Regions from separate parts of the Homo sapiens genome. Here region 1 is linked to region 2. A link is a loop called in an ENCODE intact Hi-C map of the cell type or tissue named here. Cell type or tissue: heart left ventricle. All regions are shown on one strand. Links, peaks and the distances in the headings refer to the core of each region. The heading gives the core; the rest is flanking DNA. Region 1 overlaps BMPR2 (bone morphogenetic protein receptor type 2). Region 2 holds the start of SNORD70 (small nucleolar RNA, C/D box 70).

What was found. A loop is a pair of places that touch in the nucleus more often than their neighbours do. Peaks named below come from ENCODE experiments on the same cell type or tissue, not always from the same donor. Only the 100,000 strongest peaks of a DNase experiment are listed, where the experiment ranks them.
Region 1: it touches region 2 in a loop (2.0-fold over the local background); 3 of 110 quality-filtered maps call a loop at or near these places.

Annotation. Positions count from the first base shown.
Region 1 is chr2:202,493,385-202,501,717 of GRCh38, reverse strand. The region is part of intron 3 of BMPR2 (bone morphogenetic protein receptor type 2); the gene reads right to left. Among named protein-coding and RNA genes, the nearest start is that of BMPR2, 120 kb to the right of the region's middle. In heart left ventricle, for the core only: no CTCF peak of the experiment used is centred there; a DNase peak (open chromatin) is centred at 4,449.
Region 2 is chr2:202,275,858-202,284,190 of GRCh38, reverse strand. It overlaps NOP58 (NOP58 ribonucleoprotein), which reads right to left. Exons shown (of 15, transcript NM_015934.5): 3 at 6,189-6,241; 4 at 1,719-1,840. SNORD70 (small nucleolar RNA, C/D box 70) reads right to left here and starts at 7,760; the gene lies at 7,673-7,760. It overlaps SNORD70B (small nucleolar RNA, C/D box 70B), which reads right to left and starts at 6,078; the gene lies at 6,004-6,078. In heart left ventricle, for the core only: a CTCF peak has its summit at 5,048; no DNase peak of the experiment used is centred there; H3K27ac peaks cover 495 bases.

The DNA.
Region 1 (8,333 bases), core at 325-8,324, 220 kb before region 2:
TTGGCACCTAGTATGCCATTTACATCATGAGTAATCCAGACAGTGAGATCCTTTCCTTGTATTATTTTGATAGCCTCTGATGCTAAGATGGCCACTGCTGCAACTACCCTTAAACAGTGAGGCCAGCCTTTTGCTACTACATCAATTTCCTTACTTAGGTATGCCACTGGTTGTGGGATTGTCCCACGAGTCTGAGTAAGGACTCCGAGAGTTATCCCAGCTCTCTCTGTGACATATAAAGAGAAGTTCTGTCCTGTGGGAAGCCTTAAAGCTGGAGCTTGTACTAGAGCCTGCTTTAAGGTTTTAAAGGCTGTTTCTGCTTCTGGTTCCCATTCGACTAGATGAGTATTTGCCTTCTGGGTTTCCTTGATTAGAGTATAGAGGAGCCTGGCTATCTCGCTGTATCCAGGGATCCATAGTCGGCAAAAGCCGGTAATTCCAAGGAACCCCCTCAAATGTTTTAATGTCTTAGGGCGAGGATAAGCCAGTATAGGCTGTATTCGTTCCTTGCTGAGGGCCCTGGTCCCTTTGGCTAAGATTAGGCCTAGATATTTAACCTGCTGTAGGCAAAGCTGGGCCTTCGACCTAGACACCTTGTACCCTTGATTAGCTAGAAAGTTCAAGAGATCTAGAGTAGCCTGCTGGCACGAGGCTTCCGAACTGGTAGCCAAAAGTAAATCATCCACATATTGAAGAACCAGAGTGCCTGGACTTGAGAAGTGGCTTAGATCTTGGGCCAGTGCCTGACCAAACAGATGAAGGCTATCCCTAAACCCCTGGGGCAAGACCATCCATGTAAGTTGGGACGTGTGGTCTGTGGGATCCTCAAAAGCAAAGAGAAACTGGGAGTCAGAGTGCAGGGGAATACAGAAGAAGGCATCCTTGAGGTCCAGAACCGTGAACCATTCTGCTTCCTCTGGTATTTGAGAGAGCAGGGTATAGGGGTTGGGTACAACTGGATATAGTGGAATTACTGCCTCATTAATGAGTCTAAGATCTTGCACTAGACTCCACTGACCGTTTGGTTTTTGTACTCCCAGAATTGGGGTGTTTCAGGGACTCCTGCATTTCCTTACTAAGCCTTGAGCTTTCAAATGTTTAACAATATTCTGTAATCCTGTATGAGCTTCAGGCCTTAAGGGATATTGCCTTTGATAAGGAAAACTGGTGGGATCTTTTAACCTGATTTGGACTGGGCGGGCATTTTTTGCCCTTCCAAATTGTCCTTCCAATGCCCAGACTTCAGGGTTGATTCCCTCCTCAAGTAGGGGACAACAAATGGCTAACTTGTTCCCCATATTCATGTAGATAATAGCTCCAGCCTTGGCTAATATATCCCTCCCTAATAACGGTGTGGGACTTTCAGGCATAACAAGAAAGGCATGTGAAAAGAGCAAAGTCTCCCAATTACAACTGAGGAGGTGGGAGAAATACCTGGTTACAGGCTGTCCCAGGATTCCTCGGATGGTAACGGACCTTGAGGACAGTCGTCCAGGACAGGAGAGTAACACTGAGAAGGCTGCGCCAGTGTCCAGGAGGAAGTCAATTTCCTGGCCCTCAATAGTTAAACATACCCGGGGCTCAGTGAGGGTGATGACATGAGCTGGCACTTGCCCCGGGCACCCTCAGTCCTGTTGTTGGATCATCTGGTTGGGCCTTCTGACCCAGGGAACCTTCGTCCTCTGGGGCAGTGCACCTTCTAGCGATTGCCTCGGCATAGTGGACATGGATGAGGGGGCAGCTTCTTTCTCATTGGACAATCTTTTTTAAAGTGTCCTAGTAAACCATACTGATAACAAGACCTACCAGGTGATTGGCCTACTCCATTTTCTGTCCTCTCTGAACCACCAAGGTTTGTTTGTCTGAGGGCCATGACTAAGGCTGCGGCCTTTCTCTGATCTCGCTTTTCCTTTTGGGCCTGTTCCTCTTGGTCCCTATTATAGAACACCGAGGTTGCCAGGTTTAATAATGCCTCTAGATTTTTGTTCAGGGCTCAGGGCTTGCTTTTGGAGCTTTCTCCTGGTATCTGTGGCTGATTGGGTAATAAACTTATCTTTTAGAATCAATTGACTCTCAAGTGATTCAGGTGACAGGGGAGTATATTTTCTTAAGGCCTCTCGTAGCCGCTCGAGGAAGGCAGAAGGATTTTCTTCCTTTCCCTGATTTATGGTGGACATCATTGAATAATTCATGGGCTTTTTTGTAATTCTCCTTAGTCCTTCTAGAACACAGGTCAACAGATGTTTACGACTCCAGTCCCCATGATCTGAGTCAAGGTCCCAGTGGGGATCCATAATGGGGATGGCTTGCTGACCAGTAGGGAATTTGTCCCTTTCTTCAGCTGTCATTCTATCATTTACTTTACTAAGATACCAGGTATCTCCAAACTCTCGGGCTGCAGCTAAAGCCGCATTCTTTTCATTAAAGGCCAGGGTTTGATCTAACAGTAGCATGACATCTCTCCAAGGGAGGTCAAAGGTTTGCCCTAGACCCTGTAGGACATCTATGTACCTATCAGGATCATCTGAAAACTTCCCCAGGTGTGCCTTGATCTGCTTTAAATCAGAGAGGGAGAAGGGGACACGTACCCAGGTTGGGCCAAATTCCCCTCCCCCTACAGCTTGAAGGGGACATAACCGATAGCCCGGGGGTTTTTGTGGTCCTTTGGAGATTTCTTTGCTTATTTCCTTCTGGGCAGGGGAGATTAGAGGAGGATTATCATTAATAGGAAGGGGAGCTATAGGGAGGCTAGGATATGGTGGTAAGCTGAGAGGTCCTCCTGTGGGATGTAAATTGCAAGCTTTGCATAGTTGTATATTCTCCCTCAATGAAAAGAAAGCTCGAACATAAGGTAAGACACTCCATTTGCCTTCCCTCTTAGAGAAAAGGTCAAGCTGCAGGATAGTATTGTAATTTGTACTGCCCTCAGGTGGCCATTTTTCCCCATCAGAAAGAGAATATTGGGGCCAAGCCGTAGTGCAGAAAAAAATGAGCCGCCTCTTTTTCAGGGTTTGTGGGTCAAATTGGTCCCAATGGCTTAGGATGCATTTCAAGGGTGAGCCTGTTGATGCCTGAGTGTTTCCCATCTGAAAGACAAAACCGCCCGTGGTTTTGGTTTGTTTTGTTTCTCCCCCTGCCCAAGAACTCGCAACGGTCCCTGGACCCTGCTGATCGGAATAGTTGTGCTCACCGACGCAGCAGCAGAAACAACCCCTGCCCAAGAACATGCAACTGTCCCTGGACCCTGCTGATCGGAATAGTTGCGCTCACCAATGCAGCAGCAGAAACAACCCCTGCCCAAGAACCTGCAACGGTCCCTGGACCCTGCTGATCGGAATAGTTGCGCTCACTGACGCAGCAGCAGAAACACTAGTTTTCCTCCCAGACCACATGGAGGACGGAGGAAGGTCGGATTTAGTGGTCCTTACCGACGCATTCTTGAAAACCTGCACCCTTGCCTGTCCTCCTAGACCACAAGGAGGACCGACTGAGAAAAATCAGATTTAGTGGCCCTTACCAACGCATCCTCAAAAACCTGTTAAGAGTCCTAAGCATTCTCCTGTTAGTCTTGGGACTTTACCCCTGTCCTATAAAGATGTTATGCCCCAAAAATGAAGTGGAGGGCCACACCCTGAGGGAGGGAAGGGATCTCCAGGGTTGGAAGAGTGACACCTTTTGTCCTCACTTATATGAATAGGAAGGATACAATTTCTAAGGCTCCCCATATCCTAGCTTCAGGAATAGCTTTTGTTAGGCCTGTTAGTCTGAGGAGGGATCCTAAAATTCCAGGTAGTCCCCACTGTGACAGGGCTTTGGGCAAAAATTATGTCTTTCTGATTGGTGAGCCCAGGTGCCTAAAGAAGGTAACAGAGTCCTGGAGTTTATACTAGAAATCATTCTTATAGGAGAAACTAGAAAAGCACCAGAGACAGGTAGCAATTTTTAGAAGTGGGTCTAATTAGCCTCAGAGAAAAGAGGTGAGAGGAAGTTTGTCTGGCAGGCATTAGGACCCAGGGGGCAAGGGTCAGGATAGATACGATAGATGGGCAAGTCTCACTTGGGTGACATGCCTTTGAGAGTTCTGCCCATGGCCGCAGGGTCAACCAACTTGTTGTTGGGACCCCGGAGCTGCATGGCTTTCCTCTTTGTCGACCCTTGACTCAGTCCAGAAGTACAGGAAAAGCGGAAGCTGGTTCTAGGCAAACCAATGGTCCCAACTCCGAAGAGTCGGGGGTTGTTAGAGAGCCCTTTCCCAGAAAGCCTGACACCCGTGTCTTTACTCTGGCAGCTGCGCTAGTCACTTTTAACTGGCCAATAAGGTGCCCGGTATTTAGCCCCCGAATTCTAAGGAAAGACAGGACAGAATAGCAAGCGAAAGGGGTCCGATGGTACTCACTGCTTGCGGATAGGTGATGCTCTCACCGCTCAGCGATTGTCTCACCGCTTGGCAATGGGACTGGGCGCCGTGGAGCAGGGGGCGGCACTCATCGGGGAGGCTCGGGCCGCACAGGGGCCCATGGAGGGGGTGGGAGGCTCAGGCATGGCGGGCTGCAGGCCCGAGCCCTGCCCCGCGGGAAGGCAGCTAAGACCCGGTGAGAAATCAAGAGCAGTGCCGGTTGGCTGGCACTGCTGGGGGACCCAGTGCACCCCCCGCAGCCGCTGGCCCGGGTGCTAAGCCCCTCATTGCCTGGGGCCGGCAGGGCTGGCCGGCTGCTCCGAGTGCGGGGCCCGCCAAGCCCATGCCCACCCGGAACTCCAGCTGGCCCGCAAGCGTGGCACGCAGCCCTGGTTCCTGCTCGCGCCTCTCCCTCCACACCTCCCTGCAAGCTGAAGGAGTGGGCTCCGGCCTCGGCCAGCCCAGAAAGTGGCTCCCACAGTGCAGTGGTGGGCTGAAGGGCTCCTCAAGTGCTGCCAAAGTGGGAGCCCAGGCAGAGGAGGCGCTGAGAGCGAGCGAGGGCGGTAAGGACTGCCAGCACGCTGTCACCTCTCAGTAGTTCTGAACATTATTTTTTCCCCATAGGGTCAAAAGGCACCTAAGTATAAGATTGTAAGTGAAAAAATAAGGAACAGAAATGAGGTATTGGTGGTTTTTCCATTTTTATTTGCATGTGGATTTTCAATATAAATGTGGGACATAAAGCATTAATGCGGGTCAAAACATTTCAGTGAACAAGTTTTAGAAGTTCAACTTCATAACAATTATTTAATTTGTTCTTTTGATTTTTTTTTGTTTTTGTTTTTGAGACAGGGTCTCACTTTGTCGCTCAGGCTGGAGTGCAATGGTATGACCATGGCTCACTACAGCCTCAGCCTCCCAGGCTCAAGCGATCCTATCACCTCAGCCTCCCAAGCATCTGGTCTCATGCCACCATGTCTGGCTAATTTTTATTTTTTGTAGAGACAGGGTTTTGCCATGTTGCTCAGGATGGTCTCAAACTCCCGGGCTCAAGCAATCTGCCTGTCCTGGCCTCCCAAAGTGCTGGAATTACAAGCATAAACCACCATGCCTGGCCATAACAATTATAAATAAACCTGTTAAATTTTTCTGGATAATGCCTGCATTTGGATTTTTGGAAAATAAGTAAATTTCTTATTGACAGCAACTAAATGATGTTTGCAGCATTTTAATCATAGAGTAGGTTCCATCTGTTCACTCTACTTTTTTGAGTTGTCCTACATTCAAGCACGTTTTTAACGCTGTCTTTTTGCTGTTCCTGTTTGTTACTAAAATACATTAAACTATAAAATAAAAATAAGTGATCTTGTAAGTGACTTTTAAGGTCCTCCTACTTCCAAAACTCTGTATAATGAGTCTTCTCATACAGTTTTTTGAAGGCTCAGCATTCTTTGCTTTTATTCTCAAATTTATAAAAGAAAATTTAACAAAACTTTTACATTAAACATTCATTAATTCAAAATCTGAAATGGATTATTAATTCATATATTGGAGAGAATGAAAAAAGTTTTAAAACATTTTAAACATGTTATAGTGCTGGGAAGGGAACAGTGTGCCCTCCTTAAATGACACGGAAGTGGGGAGGTAAGTAATGGGTAGAGAAAGGTGCGTCCCTGACTAGGGCTCCACCCCAACAGACCTAGGTGAGGACAGGCACTCCTGCTTTCCCGTCCAAATGTTGCATTTCCAAGACCACCCGGACCCGCCATGTCCCCATCCTGGGCCTATAAAAACCCGAGACCCTAGCAGGCAGACACACAGGCGGCCAGACGTAAAGAGGAGCACATCGGCGGAAGAAAGTGGCTGGTCGTCGAGAGGAGCACGCCAGCAGAAGAGCACAACGATAGGCACCCGCACGCCGGCAGGCCGTCGACAGAACGACAACGACGCGGAGTTTGGCTGGGGCAGACGGAGGAGAGCCCTGGCCACCAAGCGGCCCAACTCCAGGAGAAAACCATCTCCCTTCTGGTTCCCCCATCTGCTGAGAGCTACTTCTACTAATAAACCTTGCACTCATTCTCCAAGCCCAGGTGTGAGCCGACTCTTCCCGTACACCAAGGCAGGAAACCCTGGGATACAGAAATCCCTCTGTCCTTGTGATAAGGAAGGGGGTCTAATTGAGCTAACACAAGCCGCCTATAGATGGCAAACTAAAAGAGCACCCTGTAACACACGCCCACTGCGGATTCAGGAGCTGTAAACATTCACTCCTAGACACTGTTGTGAGGTCGGAGCCCCACAGCCTACCTGTCTGTATGGTCCCCTAGAGGTCTGAGCAGCGGGGCACTTAAGAAGTGAGCCACACCCCGCATCACGCACCCTGTCAGGACAAGGGAACTTTTCCCATTTCATTATAAACCATATGATTGGTTAAATTTCAAATAAAAACTTTCCAAGCCTCTGTCACATGGTCTAAAAATATGAGATCCCTGAAAAACTGCCAGGAAAAATATTTCAATATGTGTATTCACGTGTACGTGCAAAAGAGGCCTTTAACTAGAAAACTCCTATTTTTTGTTGTCTATTTCTTCAAAATAAAAAAACCTTTTTACATAACATATGCTACATCTATGTTATACCTGAATTGTCTTGTTCTCCTACCTCTAATAAACCCTCTTTTTCTTCCCTATTAAGTTTTCTCAGTTAAATACTCAGCCAAATGTAAACACTACTATGTATGCCTGTGCAATAGTTGGGCTTATACAAGCAAACACTTCCTGAATGCAGAACAGACAGGGAACCTCTGTCTGTCTCATTGGAGCCTGGGATGTTTCTGTTTACAAATCCTGGAGCCAGGCGGGGGCCACTACTGGAGGCGTTCTGTCTGTTTCCTTGCTACACTCAGCTTTTGTCTGGGTCTGTGTCAAAGAAAGAACAACATTGTAACATGTGCAGCAAGCAGCAAAGGGAAGCTTAAATATAACACACTAGTGGTTATGTCAGCTCCTTAATCTTTTACCACTGTGTAGAAAGGCAAATTGGGGATTAGTTTTTGTAGTTTTCAAGCAATGTAGCTTTCATACAAGTAGAGAAAAACATTTAAATCCAAAACGATGTGATCAGTTAAGTGAATTCATTAGCAAAATAATCCAAATTGTTATGATATTGTTTCTGTACTATGATTTATTGTGGAGCTCAATGTTTTGAACAAATGTTTTTATAGGAAATAAACGTTGCTTTTAATTAATATGTTTGGAATGGCAGTAATCATAATCAGACTAATGTTTACATTTAATGCCCTAAAAAATTGAGAGGGGGCAGATTTCTTGTTTTTTCAAACAAGTAGTTAATACTGAATATGAAAGACTGGTTTAAATTTAACTTGTTAATCATTTTGAATAGATCTAGCTTGGAAGAAAAAGCAAAAAATAACAACAAAAAAAATAGCCCATACTTGGCTAATTGAATCAAGGCATTCGATGAGTGAATTATGAAAGAAACAGTGAAAAACTGAAGAAGAGAGAGAAATAACAGTCTAAAGTTAAATTCCACCCCCGCCAAAAGGTTAGAAAAGACATGAAAAAATGGGAAAAACATTCAGTGCCCCTCCTCCTTAACTTTTAGCTCCATAAGTATTTACAATTTTAATTTCTTTAGAGTGTATTTTAAATAGCTATTTTATGATTAGGAGAGACAATTTCAGCAATTTGTTTATTTTATTAAAGAATGAATTAAAACAGTTAATTATATTTGATTGGAATAAAATCATTAAATAAAAAATGGAAAGATCACATTTAAGTAAACAGACTAGGAATTTTAAAAATACAAGAAAAATAGAAGAATTAATTTGCAGACCATTGTACATCAAAACATTTCATCGAAGAATAAAGAAAACACCATTAAATATGCTCTCAAAGTATTTTTGGTATAATTCTAC
Region 2 (8,333 bases), core at 78-8,077:
AGAGATTCTCCTGTCTCGGCCTGGGATTATTGCAGGCATGAGCCACCATGCCCAGCTAATTTTGTATTTTTAGTAGAGACGGGGTTTCACCATGTTGTACAGGCTGGTCTCAAACTCCTGACCTCAAGTGATCCGCCCGCCTCATCTTCCCAAAGTGCTGGGATTACAGGCATGAGCCACCGCGCCCAGCCTGAAATTATTTCCTAAATATTAAAGTGGCACTAATTTAAATATACGCATTTCTCAGTTGGACAAGAAGCATAATTTCCAGTGTGTTTGTAGAATACTTGACTGTATCACTGGTGGAAGTAAAAACTGATACAAGCTTCCAGAAGACAGCTTGGCTATATAAATTAAAAGCTATAAAAAGATTAATATAATTTGACCAAGTAGTTGGTTTAAGGAGATCTTTTACTACCTGTTATTTAGCTTCTTTTTAAAATTACAGGTTATGCCAGGCGCGGTGGCTCACGCCTGTAATCCCAGCACTTTGGGAGGCCGAGGCGGGTGGATCACAAGGTCAATAGATCGAGACCATCTTGGCCAACATGATGAAACCCCGTCTCTACTAAAAATACAAAAATTAGCCGGGTGTGGTGGCAGGTGCCTATAGTCCCAGCTACTCGGGAGGCTGAGGCAGGAGAATCACTTCAACCCAGGAGGCGGAGGTTGCAGTGAGCCAAGACTGAGCCAATGCACTTCAGCCTAGCGACAGAGTGAGACTCCGTCTTAAAAAAAAAAAAAAATTACAGGTTGGGCGTGGTGGCACATGCCTGTAATCCTAGCACTTTGGGAGGCCAGGGCGTGTTGGCGGGCGTCTGTAATCCCAGCTACTTGGAAGGCTAAGGCAGGGGAATCCCTTGAACCCGGGAGGCAGAGGTTGCAGTGAGCCGAGATCATGCCACTGCACTCTAGCCAGGGCAACAGAGTGAGACTCTGTCTCAAATAAATGAAATAAAATAAAATAAAATAATTAGCCAGCATGGTGGCATGTGCCTGTAGTCCCAGCTACTGAAGAGGGAGGATTGCTTGAGAACAGGAGGTCAAGTCTGCAGTGAGCTGTGAGACTGCGCCACTGCACTCCCAATTAGCTGGGACTACAGGCGCCTGCCACCACACCCGGTTAATTTTCTGTATTTTCAGTAGAGACAGGGTTTCACTGTGTTAGCCAGGATGGTCTCGATCTGCTGACCTCGTGATACTCCTACCTTGGCCTCCCAAAATGCTGGGATTATTATAGGTGTGAGCCACCGCGCCCCGCCCGAATTGTTCTGCTTTCTGTATTTGGGAGGCTATTTTCCTAGTCTTTCTTTCCACTCTCACATTTTATTTCATCTCCAGCAATACACCCCTACTAAAAGTTTTCTAATAAATATATTTCTAAAAAATATAAGGACCCCATTTTCGTTGGAAAAAAATGTGGCTAGACAAAAATATGGCATGATATACATAGAACATTAACATTATATATGGGTAGCAGATTTGTTAAAGTCAATTTTTATCATTTTTTGTTCTTCTATATCTTCTAGAACAAATAGGTATTACTTATTTGCTCAGTTCAGCTGATGTTAGGGGAAATCCATTATCATGTAGCTTAGAGAAAAGAAAAAAATGTATTGAGAATTTATGATAAGCAACTTATTGCAAAGGCTAGGCTTTGTAGTTGGTATGCTGTGAGATCTGACTAGCAGGCATGACCAAAAATATCGTGACTTTACCTTTATGACCCCTCCTAGTTTAGCATCAGCTACTGCCAGCGGTTCATGGGCTTCTTTTACTATTTTCTTCAGAACTTTTTTCAGCTGCTTATTGATTTTGCCCTCCATCAGAGCTGTGAATGCTTTTCAAGAAAAAGAAAAACAAAAGCATTAACTCTCAAATTTTTAACTTTGAGACCTTGCCCTAGTTGACACTTAAAAAAATAAAATAGGCCTTTCAAAGGGCTTGAATTTAATGTTACTTCTGAAATGAAATGATATATGTTTTATAAGTTACATGTTTCACAATTTCATTTGATCTTCCCACCCTCATTTTTGCTACAGAGCCAGGGGTAAAATCAGGTCCAGGGTTTCTTTCCTTCTCACAAGAATCTTCTCATGAACTCAAGGGAGAATCATGAAATCTTAGAAACAATCTTTTTGGGAAGACAAAACAGACTCACTTTCCTTTGTCATTTCAAATAGACTGTCCTGAAATATCCTAAAATCACATCAAAACTAGTAAAAATGAGTGTAATCATTTTCAAAGTTCTGCCATAATATAAACATGTTTGAGTGAAGGCCTTAGCTTTGCTTGTATCTCCACTTGTACACCTCCAGCAATGTAAAACTTAGTAGCAAAGGCTGCCTATTCTATTTTGAGACCGCTGGTATTTCTGGCAAGTTCTAAATCAGCTGCTTTATATTTCTCACCCTTCCTTAGACCTATATTCCCTTTTTCTGGACCCACACGAACTAATACCTCTTCTGAAATTTATCTGACATTTGACTGAGGTAAAAGTATGCTTGGGTTACCCAGGCATGGTGGTGTGTACCACCAGCCTGGCCAACACGGCGAAACCCTGTCTCTACTAAAAATACAAAAATTAGCTGGGTGTGGTGGCATGTGCCTGTAGTCCAGCTACTGGGGAGGCTGAGCTGGGACAATCACCTGAGCCCAGGGAGTTCAAGGCTGCAGTGAGTCATGATCATGCCGCTGTACTCCAGCAGCCTGGTGACAGACCCTGTCTCAACAAAACAAAAACAAAAAACATAAAAAGTATGCTTGGGCTGCGCGTGGTGGCTCAAGTCTGTAATCCCAGCACTTTGGGAGGCTGAGGCTGGCAGATCACCTAAGGTCAGGAGTTCGAGAGACCAGCCTGGCTAACATGACGAAACACTCTACTAAAAATACAAAAATTAGCTGGCCCTGGTGGCTCACGCCTGTAATCCTAGCTACTCGGGAGGCTGAGGTAGGAGAATCGCTTGAACCCAGAGGTGGAGGTTAAAGTGATACCGTGACATTGCACTCCAGCCTAAGTGACAAGAGCAAAACTCCATCTAAAAAAAAAAAAAGAAAAAGAAAAAGAAAAGAAAAATGCTTGGCAGGAATGAAGGTCTATCAACAATTTCCAAGGTCAGGCAGTTTGTGCTTAATAAGTCAGGTCTTGCTCTTCCCTCCTGATCGTATATCCATTCGAATTATGATCAAATGGATAATCCCAGCACTTCAGGAGGCTGAGGTGAGCGGGTCACGAGGTCAGGAGATGCGACCATCCTAGGCAACATGGTGAAACCCCATCTCTGCTAAAAATACAAAAATTAGGTGAGCGTGGTGGCATGAGCCTGTAATCCCAGCTACTCAGGAGGCAGAGACTACAGTGAGCTGGGATCGCGCCCCTGTACTCCAGCCGAAGATCAGTATCAAAAAAAAAAAAAAAAAGACTTGCAAGTTGAAAACACAATCAAGAATAAAAATAAACCACTTCATGCAAATAGCATATATGAATGTCTGAGACCAATACAAATTCAACATCACACCCCAACAGACCCTATTTCTTTATTTAAAAAAAAAAAATGATGGCCAGGCACGGTGGCTCATGCTTGTAATCCCAGCACTTTGGGAGGCCAAGGCGGGTGGATCACCTGAGGTCAGGAGTTCCAGAGCAGCCTGGCCAACAGGCAAAACCCCGTCTCTACTAAAAAATACAAAAATTAGCTGGACATGGTGGTATCACCTGTAATCTCAGCTACTTTGGAGGCTGAACCCAGCCTCCTGGGAGAATTACTTGAACTCAGGAGGTGGAGACTGCAGTGAGCCGAGATCATGCCACTGCACTCCAGCCTGGGTGACAAAATGAAACTCCATCTCCAAAAAAAAAAAAATCTTTTTTGAGAGGGGGTCTTGCTATATTGCCCAGGCTGATCTTAAATTCCTGCCCATCTTAGCCCCTCAAAGTGTTGGGATTACAGGTGTTAGTCACTGTGCCTGGTCTCATCAAACTCTAAGGCTATGAGGTTTAAAATGTACACTGTGACATTTACAGCCATTTAGTTGTGGTTCTGTCATGTCAAAACTGCCTTATAATAGGCAGTGAGAACTGAATTCCCAGGGGAAGGATTCTGCTTTCTTAATTAGCTGATGTTCATTTAACTTTCTGGTGAAAACAGATAGGAAAAGGCATTGTAAATGTTTCTATGACAGCATTCCTGATAAAATTCACTATTTTCATTCATTTTCCCCAAAATATTTATTATAAACCTTCTATAGCTGTATACTTTGCTAGCGTCTAGGAATTTGACAGTACAGAACAGTCTCTGCCCTCATGGAGCTTAGACTGGGGGGAATTGACTTTAAATTCTCAACTACTATGGCATTTTGTCCATTTACTGTACACTACTTAATTTTATGTTATTTTCCAGAAGGAGTCTCGCTCTGTTGCCCAGGCTGGAGTGCAGTGGTGCAATCTTGGCTCAGTGCTATCTCTGCCTACCAGGTTCAAGTGTTTCTCCTGCCTCAGCCTCCCGAGTAGCTGGGACTAAGGTGTGTGCCACCACACCCGGCTAATTTTTGTAATTTCAGTAGAGACGAGGTTTCACCATGTTGGCCAGGCTGATCTTGAACTGACCTCAGGTGATCCGCCTGTCTTGGCCTCCCAAAGTGCTGGGATTCCTGGCATGAGCCACCGCACCCAGCCTTATTGTACATTATTTTAAATAATACAAAGAAGCTAGGTAAATGAATCTGGAAATACTGCTTAAATTTCAAGTTTTATCATCTGTAACATAGAGATGATGGTTATCTGCCTCACAGGATTCAAGAATTAAATAACAATTATGAAATCATAAGCATAAATCTGACAATCAGTATGTGCTCAATATATTAGGTATTAATAGTAAAAACCTGCTTGTTTGAGCAAAAGCTTGGCTTGTCCATTTAATACAGTTTAATAAGGACTGGCCAGATATATCCCAAGCAGATTAAAGATCGTATGCAAAAAGGAATTCAGAAGAGGCTACTTGAGATCAGGACTAGGAACTGTTCATATCCCAGTCTATGTCAACAACACCCCCTAGAGTTTGAATACAGCTAACACAATCTTGCTTGGAATCTTACCAAATGTTTACCCATACTTAAAAGCTGTGATGAACAGGCTATCTTTTTAAAAATTCTCCAAGTTAATATTACCACAGTTTTTTTTATGGCTGTATATAACTCTAATTACTGAAGAGTTGGTGAAGCAGCCCTAGAACTATGTTTATAAAACAAAGAAACTGGCCCTATGGGTCTTCCTTCAGCCTACCCCTCTGCCAAGGTTAGGGTGGTCTGTTATGTTCCAGCATGTTTAGTTGGATTCCAAATTTTCAGACAAAAACTGTACCTTTCTCCTGTGGTTATTTAACAAAATTTTTTGCATCTGTCATATTCTTGCCCAGCTTTAAGCCATATTCTTCCTCACGGTCCTTCATTTTCAAACTACACCGCCAAATAGTTGGCTGATTTGTGATAAAGAATTCAGGCAGTTGAAAATTTAATGATTTGGGCTTTATATCTGCTCTTCCTGTTTTCCCTAACACTTAAAAAAACAAAACTGTAAGACCTACTGCAGTCAATTACAGTAAATAAACCCGATCACTCTGTTGTCCCGTGATGAAATCTAGTTGAAGAGTATGAGTCATCCATTCTTCTGAATCTTTTAAAAATAACACCTCTGTCAGTTTCTGTATAACTCTGAATATTGATATGTTTTTTTGAACTAAAAATCTATACCCCCAGAAGAGCTTTTTAAATTATTTTTCAACTGTGAATCCTGGCTGTTCTCAGGATTACAACTCTACCCTTGGATTAAAATGAGGAGAGAGCTGTATACTTGACCACATTACCTTGGTCCCTTGTAGAACACCTTTTACTGAATTGTGCTTCAGCATTATGTTGCTGGTTTCCACAGGGAGATCAACTTAACCACTTCTCACCTCTCCTCACACATGGGGAAAACCAGCCCTATGGTGAAAAAAGCTAACTCAATGTTGTCTCAGTGGTAGTGACGAATGAGTCAGATCACTTAAATTCAGTTCCAATAAGAATGCATCATTGACAACATTGAATAAGGTTAACACAGGCAACTGAAGCAAACAACCTTTTAAACAAGAAAAACAAACGGCTAAGACTTAATTTTTTCAAAAAAGCAAGCTTCTAATTTTTTACTTTACCTGCTAATGCTTCTGCTGTATCCTGAAATTTCTCAAAATGTTTTAGCTTTACTCTAGAATTAAAAAAAAAAGAGATAAACATGTTATTGGGGGCAGTGCGTTGATTCAAAAGCCACATAACTTGGAAAGAAGTGCTTGACTGTTTCCAAAGCACACACCAATAAAACATGCCTACCATTGTGTATCAGGGTGTGAAGTTAGATATTCTTCATACAATTACTAGTTTTTCTAAATGTTAGGCTAGTAATGCTTGGATTATTAAAAGAAAGTTGTAGGCTTTGGAGGAAATTTTGGCCAAGAGTAAAGATGTTGAAGCTTTAATACAAACCCCTGTTGCATAAAGCTGTACAGAGATGACTTTATTATACAGCATAGAATTGACTCAAGAAAACGTACGTGAGTCCTTTTTAGGAATCTCATGATATTCATTTGTCTATCCTGTACAAATGCCATTAAAAAAAATAGCTTATTGTCAGGTCTCATTCTTGTTACATCCTAACCCTTTATGGTTTTTTGTTTTTTTTTTTGAGACAGAATCTCACTGTCACCCACGCTGGAGTGCAGTGGTGCGATCTCGGCTCACTGCAACCTCTGCCTCCCGGATTCAAGCAATTCTCCTGCCTCAGACTCCCAAGTAGCTGGGATTACAGGCATGTGCCTGTGCCACCATGCCTGGCTAGTTTTTGTTTTTTTTTTTTGAGACAGAGTCTCACTCTGTCGCCCAGGCTGGAGTGCAGTGGCGCAATCTCGGCTCACTGCAAACTCCACCTCCCAGGTTCATGCCATTCTCCTGCCTCATGCCATTCTCCTGCCTCAGCCTCCCAAGTAGCTGGGACTACAGGCACCCGCCACCACACCTGGCTAATTTTTTGTATTTTTCGTAGAGACGGGGTTTCACCGTGTTAGCCAGGATGGTCTCCATCTCCTGACCTCATCATCCGCCCGCCTTGGCCTCCCAAAGTGCTGGGATTACAGGCGTGAGCCACCGTGCCCAGCCCCCATGGCTGGCTAATTTTTTTGTATTTTTTAGTAGAGAAGAGGTTTCACCATATTGGCCAGGCTGGTCTCAAACTCCTGACCTTGTGATCCACCCACCTCGACCTCCCAAAGTGCTGGGATTACAAGCGTGAGCCACCGTGCCCGGCCCCCTTTATGTTTTTGAGACAGGGTCTCACTTCACTCTGTCACCCAGGCTGGAATGCAGTGGTGCAATCACAGCTCACTGCAGCCCTGACTTCCCGAGCTCAAAGGATCTTCCAGCCTCAGTCTCCCAAGCAGCTAGGACTATAGGTGTGCACCACCACACCCAGCTAATTTTTGTTTTTGGTAGAGATGGGGTTTTCCTATATTGCCCAGGCTGGTCTTGAACTCCTGGGCTCAACTGATCCGCCTGCCTTGGCCTCCCAAAATGCTGGGATTACAGGTGTGAGCCATCACGCCCAGCCTCAGGGTAGTATTTTATCCAGAAAGAAACATATAGTTGATTCATCGTTGTCTCAGTGGTAGTGACGAATATTGAGTCAGATCACTTAGATTCAGTTCCAAGAAGAATACATCATTGACAACAACGAATCAGATTAACCCAACAAAGCATATAACCCTTTAAGAAGGAAAACTAGTCTTCTAGTTGCCTAAAACAGTGTCATCTTTTTTTTTTTTTTTGGAGACAGGGTCTCACTCTGACACCCAGACTGGAGTGCAGTGGCGCAATCTCGGCTCACTGCAACTTCCGCCTCCCAGGCTCAAGGGATTTTCCTGCCTCAGCTTCCTCCCAGTAGCTGGGATTACAGGCATGTGCCACCACGCCCGGCTAATTTTGTGTTTTTAGGAGAGAGGGGGTTTCACCATGTTGGCCAGGCTGGTCTCGAGCTCCTGACCTCAAATGATCCACCCACCTTGGTATCCCAAAGTACTAGGATTACAGACATGAGCCACCACACCAGGCAACAGTGTCATCTTAAGCAAGGTTTTCTTATCTGGTAAGGGAACATACTAGTGTGGTCCCTTAAATATACATACAAATACGAAGATTTAGGCCAGGTGTGGTGGCTCACGCCTGTACTCCCAGCACTTTGTGAGGCCGAGGCAGGCGGATCGCCTGAGGTCAGGAGTTTGAGACCTGCCTGACCAACATGGCGAAACCCT